Linked DNA regions of Homo sapiens: region 1 is linked to region 2. A link is a contact called in ENCODE Hi-C or POLR2A ChIA-PET data. All regions are on one chromosome and are shown on one strand. Each heading gives the region's core, a stretch centred on a gene start or an enhancer-like site at or near the end of the contact. The rest is flanking DNA. Distances are from core to core; before and after follow the strand shown. Region 1 overlaps ZNF516 (zinc finger protein 516). Region 2 holds the start of ZNF236 (zinc finger protein 236).

The links. A loop is a pair of places that touch in the nucleus more often than their neighbours do. ChIA-PET counts read pairs that join two places held with the same protein, here RNA polymerase II (POLR2A). Pooled maps may share reads with other maps.
Region 1: a loop to region 2 is called in a pooled map, with 3 times the contacts of the local background. The contact joins the enhancer-like site here to the promoter of ZNF236 in region 2. A Hi-C loop is called at or near these places in 3 of 168 maps with a recorded cell type or tissue (ascending aorta, chondrocyte and endothelial cell of umbilical vein) and 6 of 50 pooled maps. POLR2A ChIA-PET finds 5 or more read pairs at or near these places in 3 of 52 experiments (AG04449, GM12878 and Panc1).

What each region holds. Positions count from the first base shown.
Region 1 is chr18:76,443,346-76,448,691 of GRCh38, reverse strand. All of the region lies in intron 2 of ZNF516 (zinc finger protein 516), which reads left to right. Among named protein-coding and RNA genes, the nearest start is that of ZNF516-AS1, 46 kb to the left of the region's middle. RefSeq lists enhancers at 859-1,436, 1,437-2,015, 2,016-2,594. Within about 2 kb of position 2,776, at least 8 of the 41 ENCODE cell types and tissues checked have a DNase peak (open chromatin) inside an H3K27ac peak, as active enhancers do.
Region 2 is chr18:76,820,916-76,825,772 of GRCh38, reverse strand. ZNF236 (zinc finger protein 236) reads right to left here and starts at 3,216. Exons shown (of 31, transcript NM_001306089.2): 1 at 3,111-3,216. The coding sequence starts at 3,165. It overlaps ZNF236-DT (ZNF236 divergent transcript), which reads left to right and starts at 3,478. Exons shown (of 3, transcript NR_040024.1): 1 at 3,478-3,757. RefSeq lists silencers at 2,585-3,324, 3,445-3,634 and enhancers at 3,705-3,814, 3,855-3,934.

The sequences.
Region 1 (5,346 bases), core at 1,527-4,026, 380 kb after region 2:
GCCCTAGGACTGGAACACCTCTAAGGAGCCTGCCGTCACCTGAAGTTCCTCGGGGATGTGGACAGAGACTGCTTCCGCTATGTTTGCGCTGTACATACCCCCTGGCTTTGTGAACATGGTTTTCTTTCTGGCTGTATGTGTTGTATCAAGGCTTTGCAGTGCTTGTTTCTAAAGAAGTTTCTGTAGTGTCAGTGGGGTTAACCCTGGGTACACATTTCTTCACACCGGGAAGTGTTTCAGCAGCTTACCGGGGCGTGTGTCAGGAAGTGACTTTTCTGCTCTGTATTATTAGGTCAAAAAGGCAGTTCTTCCTCACTTACAGAAGGGATTGATTAGTTGAAATACTGGCCTACAGAGTAAATGTATCCCAAATTTAGCAAATGTAAGTAATCTGGAGAAAGTCATTTAATTTCAATTGTATGATATAGGCAAAAAAAGAAAGACAAGGAAAAGAAAAAGAAAAATATCCAAAGGTATGGCAGCAGCCTTAATATATATGTCTTTAGATGTTTTTGATGTTTACATGGTTAGTTTTAAAATGTAGCTACATATTTTCTACTTTATATTTTGTCCTTTCTTCAGACTCTCCCCTTCTCCGTTACAATGTATTTTTATGTTATGAGTAAACAGTTTTTTCAAACATTTTACTTCCTGTTTTTTAATAAATGTGATTGTTACCTAAGTTTTTCAAAATGAAATAAAAAAATTTATTTCAAAAATTATATAAGGCATTTAAAAAAAGTGGCCTTGAACTGTTGATTACATCTCTGGAGAAACACACACACATACACACACACTCACACACACTCACATACAGCAAGAGATCCATTGGAAATCTGCTTTAAAACCCTAGTCAGCAAGTCATATTTATGCCTAAACAATTAAATTACGGTTTTGTCTGGCATGTTCCCAGTTCCAGCCTTGGAAAAAGTTTGTAATACATCTTACCAGAACAACAAATCTGTGATTGAACACACAGGCACACCATGTGTTCAGATGGGTCCCTGCCGTCCGAGGTGCGTGGGCGCCATATTGCATGTCAGCTGGACACATGCTGTACCCTCCACCTTGGCTCTGAGCATCTGTGTTGTTGCAGAACCTTTCCGTATTCCCTGTGGTTTGGGTGGCAGGCTCACATGCACAAGTTTTATAAGGCTGGTTATCTCCAGGCCCGTGTGTTACAGGGAGAGTTGGAACAACTTGTATTTGGCGTGCGTTTGAGAAAGTGGAATAGAGCAGCCCAGGACGGAAATGTCTGCGGCTGGAACTGAGGTAGGTAGCACTTTATCACACGGCGCTGCTCCTACGTGAGGCACGCCCCACTAGGGACCAGGATAAAGGTGGAGGAGGCATCCCATCGAAACCCTCCTGGCTTACAGGGGTTGGCGGGATTTAAAGCACAGCCCGTCGTGCCAGCAGGGCCGCTGACGTCCCAATAATCCTCCTAATTGGGGCGGCCGCCCATGGCGTGTTTTGAAGTTGGAAGCTCTGAGGACAGCATTCTTGTTCTTTTTTTGGAAGGGATGCCCTTGTCTTAAATAGCAATTTTTGCCTGCAGCTAAAAAGAATGATTACAGAGATCTTTTGATTTGGCCACTGAGTAACCCCTTAGGAGAGTTCGTTGCAGGGAATTAATTTTTGACTGTTTCTTTAAGGTTTGAGAAACTTTGCTAGTCAACTGTGGACATCAGGAGGGGATCACTTAATCAACCCCTGGGCAGAGGCAGCTTTGCTCACGTGTCCTTCAGATAATGGCGGTTTGGGCTTAACTTGGTTACTGTCTCAGCACTTTTTCTATTTCTACATTTATGTATCTTTCCCTTCACAATGTTCTTAAGTCTAAAAACACATCCTGTGCAGTTCTCACAGGGATTTACAGCAGGTCTTATTTTTGAAAGATGGGACAGGCGGAGAGGTAGTGAGCAGGAAATAGGAAAGAAGGAAGAGCTTGCTTTGTTGATCGCAGAGCATCGTGGATGCTGCTCCTTGAACGTCTGCCTGTAAATTGCAGGGCTCTGCAAGTTTCGGGGAAAGCTTTTAAGTGAGTTTAAGGAAATGGAGACTGCATTCTCTAGTCACCGGGTGCCTGAGGGCCAGGGTTCAGGCTCTAGCTAGGGCGGGGGTACCGGGGAGTCAAGGCTGTGCAAGGATTGGATGGGTCCGATGCTGGCACAAAGGCCTTTCAGATGTACAAGGGCCATGCTCCTTGATACTGTGCCATCTTCCGCTCAGCCGTGGTCATGGCCCAGGATGCCGAGGCTGTGCTGCTGAGCTGGGCTAGATGGGGCTGTATTTGGGGGCTCTGGTGATCCACGAGCGAGAGTGTCTGTATTTCCCCAGCACTCCTGGAAGGGTACCTGCAGGGTAGGAAGCTGCCTGGGATGAGAAGAGGGGCCTAAGTGCCAGGTGTGTGTTTGCCTGGATGTCCCTGGGGTCTGGATGCTGTGGGCTCTGAGGGGGTCACTGGATTTTATAGAAGGAGGCATTTGCAAGGGGCTTCGGTGACATGTGGCTTCTTCTTATTGTTTCTCTGTGCCTGACAGAGGAGGGGACGAGTTGAGGGCGTGAAGGACACGCCTAGAAAGGCATGTGGCTGGTGACTGGGAGCATGAGGGCTGGGACCAGGGTTCCCAACTGCACGTGTGCACTTTGTGCTGAATGCCCTGTGTTGGCCATGACCCTGTGACCTGCACGCTGACGGGTGCACAGCTGCTGGCACACAGCTGGCTGGCACAGAGGCCGCTTCTCTGGGCGCAGACCCCAGGAGCTGCTGCTCTGAAAGAAGGCAGGAGCTGATAGCCCTAGAGCACAGGGTTTTGGTGATTGGTGTGAGTCTTTGCACAGAACAAATCTCCTTTTGCTTCATGCTGCACTCGAGGGCTGTCTCTAACGGCCCTGACCAGGCCTGGGCTCCTCCTGGGTGAATCCTGTCTCTGGAGCTGGCTTCTGGCAGTTGAATTCTCTCGAACTGGAGAAGTGTCTTGACATTTAACATCCTTTATAGACAAACGTTGGAGGTCCAGGGGAGTCTGTACAATTATTTCAGAGCCACCAATTTCCAGGATTTTAGTTGTTTTTCTTTTCTTCCCTGTAAACGTATTTTCTATATGATTGTTCGCACTTGTAAGGTTTTTATACCACATCCAGTCACTAAGTTAGATATAAATAGTGTGTTTCATTCATACTTTGAATATCAGATTCAGCATTTTTGTGGGGGAGTGAACTGGGGCCTGGGGAAGGACGAGGCTTTCCTGTGAATCACTTGCCTTGTAAAATCATCATAAATCATTACACAGCCATCCACAATGAGTGCCAAGACCAAAATCATTTAAATTAGCTTGGAGTAAAAGGTCATTAAGAAATCTTCCTGGTAAGCTTATTTACTTCTCCAGTTTTGGGGGAAGTTTTAATGTTGTTGTTGTTTTTTTTTTTTTGGAGATGGAGTCTTGCTCTGTCACCCAGGCTGGGGTGCAGTGGCATGATCTCAGCTCACTGCAACCTCCCTCTCCCGGGTTCAAGCGATGCTCCTGCCTCAGCCTCCCGAGTAGGTGGGACTACAGGTGCACACCATCATGCCTGGCTAATTGTTGTTTTTTATTGGAGCAAGTGGGTTTTGGCTCCTCTGGGTGGGCATCTCTCTCATGCCCGCTCTGTTGCATGGCTCTGCTGGGTGCGTTCCTGGAGGAAGGAGCAGAACCTCTGTGTTGCTGCTTTTCATTTGCTGCTGAGGCTGCTCGTGTTTCCTTAGGCGCCTCCAAAGCGGGGCTTTCTGGAAAGACATTGTGAAGCCTATAATTCTTGATAAGGTTTCTACCTGGCGCTGTATTTGCCTGTGAGAGGGCACAGCATGGGGTCTGTCTTTTCAGAAGGCTCCTGTCTTGCTGTTATCTGGGCCCTCGGGAGTTGAAGTATTAATACAAAATGCTCAGAATCCCCGACCCCCGTGGGGGAGGTATGGGGACACTCTTGACACCGACACTGATTTTTTAGCTCATGCCCCTTCACCCCCTCAGGTCTATTATCAGTATTCTTTTCTGTGTCCCATCTGCTTCCATGAAAACCTGGGAGGCTGCAAAACTCGGAGCAAACAGGGAGCTGCCACCCCAGGTCTTTTCGTGGGTGGCCCTGTCATCTTTCATGGAAGCTGTGTGTTAATGTGTTGTGTGCTTCCCAGCCGGAAATATGGAGCTGCTTTGGGTTTTATAGATGTTTAAGCAGGAGTTCTTAGTGTGTGTGAGATTGTAGGCTTATACAAACACGCTTCCTTTCTATGCGAAATCACTTGGGTTTTCAGAACATGGCCCATCTGGGTGCCTCTCTGTGCAGGTCTGGAGCCGGCCCCAGAAGGGAGACCCTCTCTGGACCCTTGGAAGCAGGAAATGGATTTGTTCTATGCAGAGATGAGCAGATGAGCAGAGCCTGTCCCCGGGGAGTTGTCTGTGCAGCCCCTCCCTCTTGAACACTCAGACGCTGACCTGAGAGACTCGACATCTCTCACATCCTTTCTAACTGGCTCATCGTTCTGCTGCTTTACCTTACTTACCCTGTGTCAGGTGGGATTCCTGTTTTTACTGAAGAGTTGCTTTTCTCCTTGCACCATGTAGGCCTCTTTGGTTGGATACAAGCATTTTGATTCATGCGTCCCTCGTCCTTGGTGGGGGCCTGTTCCGTGCTGGACACAGCTACTCTCTGGCAGGCTGCCCTTTGCCTGTGTGCCTGGAGGGAGTGGGCCTCTGCCCTCCTCACCCTCTGGTGGGTGGGATGGGCATGTAGGTGGCGGCCATGCAGGGTGGTTGATGCTCACTGTTTTCAGGCTTGGGCACAATCTCTAGGAGCAGACCCAGCCTCACTAGGAGGATGCTGTGGCTTCACCATACAGCCTAGGTGTGTTGCGGGCTGTGCCATCTTGCGGGTGTGTGTGTCCACTGTAGGATGTCTGCACAGGGACGAAATCGCCTAACAATGCATTTCTCAGCTCGTATCCCATTGGCTAAGTGGCACGTGACTGTGTGTGTGAAGTGCCGTCAACTGTTGTCACCACCTGTGCAGCTCACCTTCCATCAGCCCAGGAACTTGGCCCCTGTTCTTATTCCTGCCCTTTTCCTAAACCTTGCTTTCCTCTGTCCCTAATTCCCACATGGTCTTGCTAAGTAGCTGGTATTCCTCACACTCCTACACACTCTGGTACTACAGTCTCTCCTAAAGATTTGATACCTTATTGGGAAAAGAAAATTATTTTGGTGCACAATCATTAACATTTATGTTAATCATTTAACATAGTTCATTATTGATAATTAAGTGATACTGATTTTTTACTAAGGCAAGCAGCTGCTCTCGCCTGTGTGT
Region 2 (4,857 bases), core at 1,967-4,466:
AAGAGGCCCTAGAAGCCTTCTAGTTTATGTAAGTTATATCTATTGATGTTTGTCCTATTAGAAATTAAAACTAAGCAATTTTTAAAATATTTACTTATTTAAAATGTCTACTACACATTAACATAATTATTTTTATGAAAAATATGTCTTCCCCAAAAATAGTTAAGAATGGTTTTCATTTTTACAAATCTTTGTAATGTCTCGATTAACAGAAGACAGTTGGATTGTCATATCTATTCTGCATTTTCTCTGGTGCAACCTGTTCTTCTTGACTGTGATACATGAAGGTAATACAGCCTCACTCTTAGGCACCGCCACCACCACCTAGATTCGTGCTAAGATGTCAGCAGTTGTGCCAACAACTGCTTTTGTACAATTAGTGCAAAAATTAACAGAGTGAAAAAGCCTAACAGTCTTAGTCTATGATATTTACCTTACAGAAGCCTGAAAACATCTCAGGGAACCCCCAGGGGTCCAGGAACCACAGTTTGAGAACCACTTTGCTACAGGAGGACTGGTGTTCAGAAGGGAAAGGTAACTTTTAAGCAGGTTTGAGGAAGGCCTCTCTGAAGACGCTAAATCACTTGGAGCCACAAGACTAGCAAAAAGTGCTTCTCAGACTAGGAAATGGCAAATGCCCTAAGACAAAAACTAATGTGGCATCAAGGAACACAAAAGACTGCATGCCAGAGCAAGGAAAGAGAGAAGAGTCAGACAAGGCCCGATCAACAGGATCCTGGAGGAATGGGTTTCTGTTAAAGGGATGAGGAAGCCAATGCACGCTTTTAATCAGGGTGTAGCCATCTGATTTACATTTAACAAGTTCATCCACGCTGACAAGTGACAGATTTATTTACAGGAGCCCAGGACTAGCAGGGCCCAGGAAGGGGGCTCCTGCAGCTCTCCAGCCCGGAGAGGGAGGCTGGGTCAGAGGGTATCTCTGGAGATGGAAAGAGGAGGGCCCACTGGAAATACATTCCCGAGGTAGAAGCTGCAACACTAAATTAGGAAGTGTGTTGGGGGATAAAAGAAATAGAATAATTCTTGAGGCCTGAGGGTGAAACACCAGGTGGACAGGGATACCATCGGTGAGATGGGGATACTGGGGGAATGGGTGCCCCGCCTGTGGCCGTGGAAATTTTACATTCTTTCTCTATCCTAAGCCTTCTTCCAAGTAACTGAGACACTGCACCTTACATTATTTTTGGCAGATGGCATACTAACAAAACAATTAAACTAACGAAATAAGGTCAAGGCCAAAACTCAAAAGCGGGAGAGGCAACAAAGACTTCCTTAAAGGCCAGACACCATCAACCATTAATCAAAATTCTGAGCACTGCTGTTATCCAACTACAAATCTGCATACCTGGGTCATGGTGCAGCCAACATCTCTCCAGCAGCCCACAAAGGCCCATGAGGTGTGCGAAAGCTCGCTGAAACGCCTGTTGGTCACCAACGTTTCCGTAATGTGCACGTGTGTTAACTCTACCAAGTGCAATCACGACAAGAATTCCTGGTTTGGTGTGGCCTATGAATAAGTTTACATTGATTCCTACCCATTACCTCTTTCTTCCTAAACACAAAATTAACACAATCCTTTGTAGTTTCCAGGCCCGACCTTTCTCTGGGGCACCTGTGTTGTTTGGTCACAAGCTCTTTAATGAGCCTCAGTTTACTCATCCCCAAGAAAAGGGGAACACTTGAGTCACTAAGCTAAACAGTTAAATAAAAATCAACGGCAGTCAAGGTATAACCCACCGACTCCCATAGGGAGTCCTAGGCGCCCACTCCCCCTTAGAACCCCCTTCAAAACCCTTTCCAAACGCGGAGCGCCGCTCCAGTTGCACGGGTGACCAGGACCAGGGACCAGGCCTGCAGGGGGAGACTCGCGTCCAAGGCCGCACGGGAACCACGGCGCCCGCGAGAAAAAGCGCGGCGCCCCCTACCCCACTGCCCTCGACCTGGGAACCGCGGCACCGGCGAGTGCGCCCCGATCCCCCTGCGCAGGAAAGTCCGTTCCTCAAGCTCCGGGCTGGGGCTTTGGAAGGCAAGTCAATTCCTGACTGCTGGAAGGGCCAGGGTCTGGGGGTGCCCGGTTGTGTGTCTGCCTGCTCTTAAATTCTGGGCCTTTCTCCTTCCTTGGAAAACAAAATCTGAGTTATTTCATGACTTTAGCAAAGTACCATGGAGAATAAATTACTGGGGAAAACACTTCCTGACGCCTACTGTGTGCACGATCTAGCGCTCCCCACATAACACTGATGCCTACTGTATGCACGACCCACAGCGCTCTCCAGAAGCTCCAGGTTCAAGCTACCCGGATCACAATGGTGCCTACTGTTTGCACGACCCACAGCGCTCTCCAGATGCCCAGGGTTCCAGCCCCCCGGATCACAATGGCGCCTACTGTATGCACTACCCACAGCGTCTGCAGAGGCTCAGGGTTCAAGTTCCCGGATCACAATGGCGCCTACTGTATGCACGCCCCACAGCGCGCCCCAGATAACACTGGAGCACACTGTGTGCACGACCCTGCGCTTCCCGGACAACGCTGGCGCCTACTGTGTGCACGACCCCGCGCTCCACGGCCTCCCTGTGGGCCGAGCCCAACGTCCCCGGGGCAGCCGGCGCCGCGCAGGGTCGGGCGGGGGCGCCGTCCGGGAGGAGCCCGGGGCGCGGTATCCGCAGGCCCGGGCTCTGGCCAGGCCGCCTCCCCAGCGCGCCCCGCGGCCCTCCGGCCCCGGGACGGAACACGGGGCGGCCACTTTCCCTCAAGTTCAGCGCGGGCCGCGGCAGGGCCAGCGGGGGCAGGGCGCGCGCAGGAGGCGGCCGCCTGCTCCCTCACCCGCCTCCCGCCTCCCGCCTCAGCCGCCGCCCGGCCCAGGAAAGTAGGCCCAGCGCGCGGAGGGGCCGGGCGGCGACTCGCCCGTATCATTCCGCCCGCGCTGCGGCCCGCCCGGCCAGTCGGCGGCGGCGGCGGCCCGGGTCTGCGCGGCCCCCGCCCCCGCCCCGCCGCTCCCGGCGCCCCCCGCGCCGCATCCGGGGACTGGCAGGGCGCGGGCCCCGCACCGGCCGCCGGCGGGGCGCGAGGGCGCGGCCGCGGGCCTTACCGGAGTCGCCGCGCGCCTTGCTCTCCCTGGGCTTCGGGGGGCGGCCCCGCGGCATCGTCGGCGGCCCGGCTCGCACCCACACCCACTCACACTCACACTCACACTCACACGCGGCGGCGGGGGCGCGCACGCGCGGGCACCGGGGCGGGGGCGCGCCCAGCCGGCGCTAGAGGCGGGCGGAGCTGCCCGGCGGCGGGCGGCCCGGTCCGAGCGCCGCCGGGCTCACGGGGGAAAGGCGCCTGAACGCGCGCACCGGAGCGCTCGAACCGCGCCGGCCTTGGCAGGTTCCATGGCCCGCGGGCCGCGGTGGGGGCGTTGGGCGCGGGCGCGGGCGCGGTGGGGGCGGGGGCGGCGGCGGGGCGCATGCGCGGCGCCGCGGGGCCTTAGCGGACGGAGGGGAGCGCGGGGGTCACCGGGCCGGGCCGGCAGCCCTAGAGCTCGGCCTGGCGGGGACCCTGGGCCAGCCCCGCGCCTCCGTGGCCCGGGCGTCTCGTGCGTGTCCGCGAACTCGCGTGCGCGCGTCACCTCGGACCGCAGCATGGCTCGGAGGGCGGCCCTACTCGCGCCGCCCTAGTGCTGCGAAGGGCCTCGGAGCCCAAACCCGGAACCGCCATCTGGGACTGGGAAGACGACATGGCCAGAAGCCGGTAATGTTCCTTTCCCTGGGGGCAGTGCATTAAAATGGACCATTTCACGTGTGCTGGTCTTGTGTGTTGTTGCCTGCGCTAACTTACACGAAGTGGCAACAGGAACAGGCAGCGCAGCACCCGAGCGCCGGGTGGAGAGGCCGGCCGAGCCCGGGGAAAGCGACCTTACTCTGTCACCTGGGCTGGAGTGCAGTGGCGCAAATTAAAGTGTGCAGTTTGATACATCTTGACACATGTATACACTGTGAAACCATCATCACAATCAACAGTGAAGATGTTCCTCCCGTCTCTCTGTAACCCTTTCCTCTCTCCCTCCTTCCCTCCTCCCCCTCCCACCCATCTGCTTTTTGTCACTATAGTTTGAATTTCCTGGAGTTTTTAAATATCTTTTTATACAGACTGGGTCTCGCTTGCTCTGTCACCCAGGCGGGAGTGCAGTGACACGATCGGGACCCACTGTAGCCTCAAACTCCTGCCCTTAAGCAATCCAACTGCTTCAGCCTCCCGAGTAGCTGAGACTGCAGGTGAGGACCGCCATGTCTAGCTTTTTGTTTTTTTTTAAACATATGGGGTCTCTCTGTGTTGCCCAGCCTGCTCTGGAACTCCTAGCTTCAATTGACCCTCTGCCTCAGCCTCCCAAAGTGTTGGGATTGCAGATGTGAGCCACTGTGCCCAACCTGTTTTTCTTGGTGTTTTATATAAATGGAATTGTATCGCACGTAATCTTTAGGGAAGTGGGGGCTGTTCATTGAGCATAATTATGTTGGAATTCATCTATATATTGATAAATATTTTAAGTGCTTTTTATTGCTGAGCGGTGTCTAGGAGTCATTCTTGCTTACCCTTTCCCACTGCAGCCTTCACTCAATCTCATCAAAGATCTAGCTCCAATATATAAACCAAATCCAAGCCATTCCCACGTATATTACCCCTGAGCCATGCTCTCTCACCTAGATTACAGATACAGCCTAGTACCTGGTCATCCTCCAATCAGTTTTGTCTACAGCCATGCGAGTCTTCTCTCTATGCCTTAAATAAGACAAATGTATTCCAGCTCTTTTGAATATTTCCAATTGTGAAATGTTCCTCTTTATTTCTAA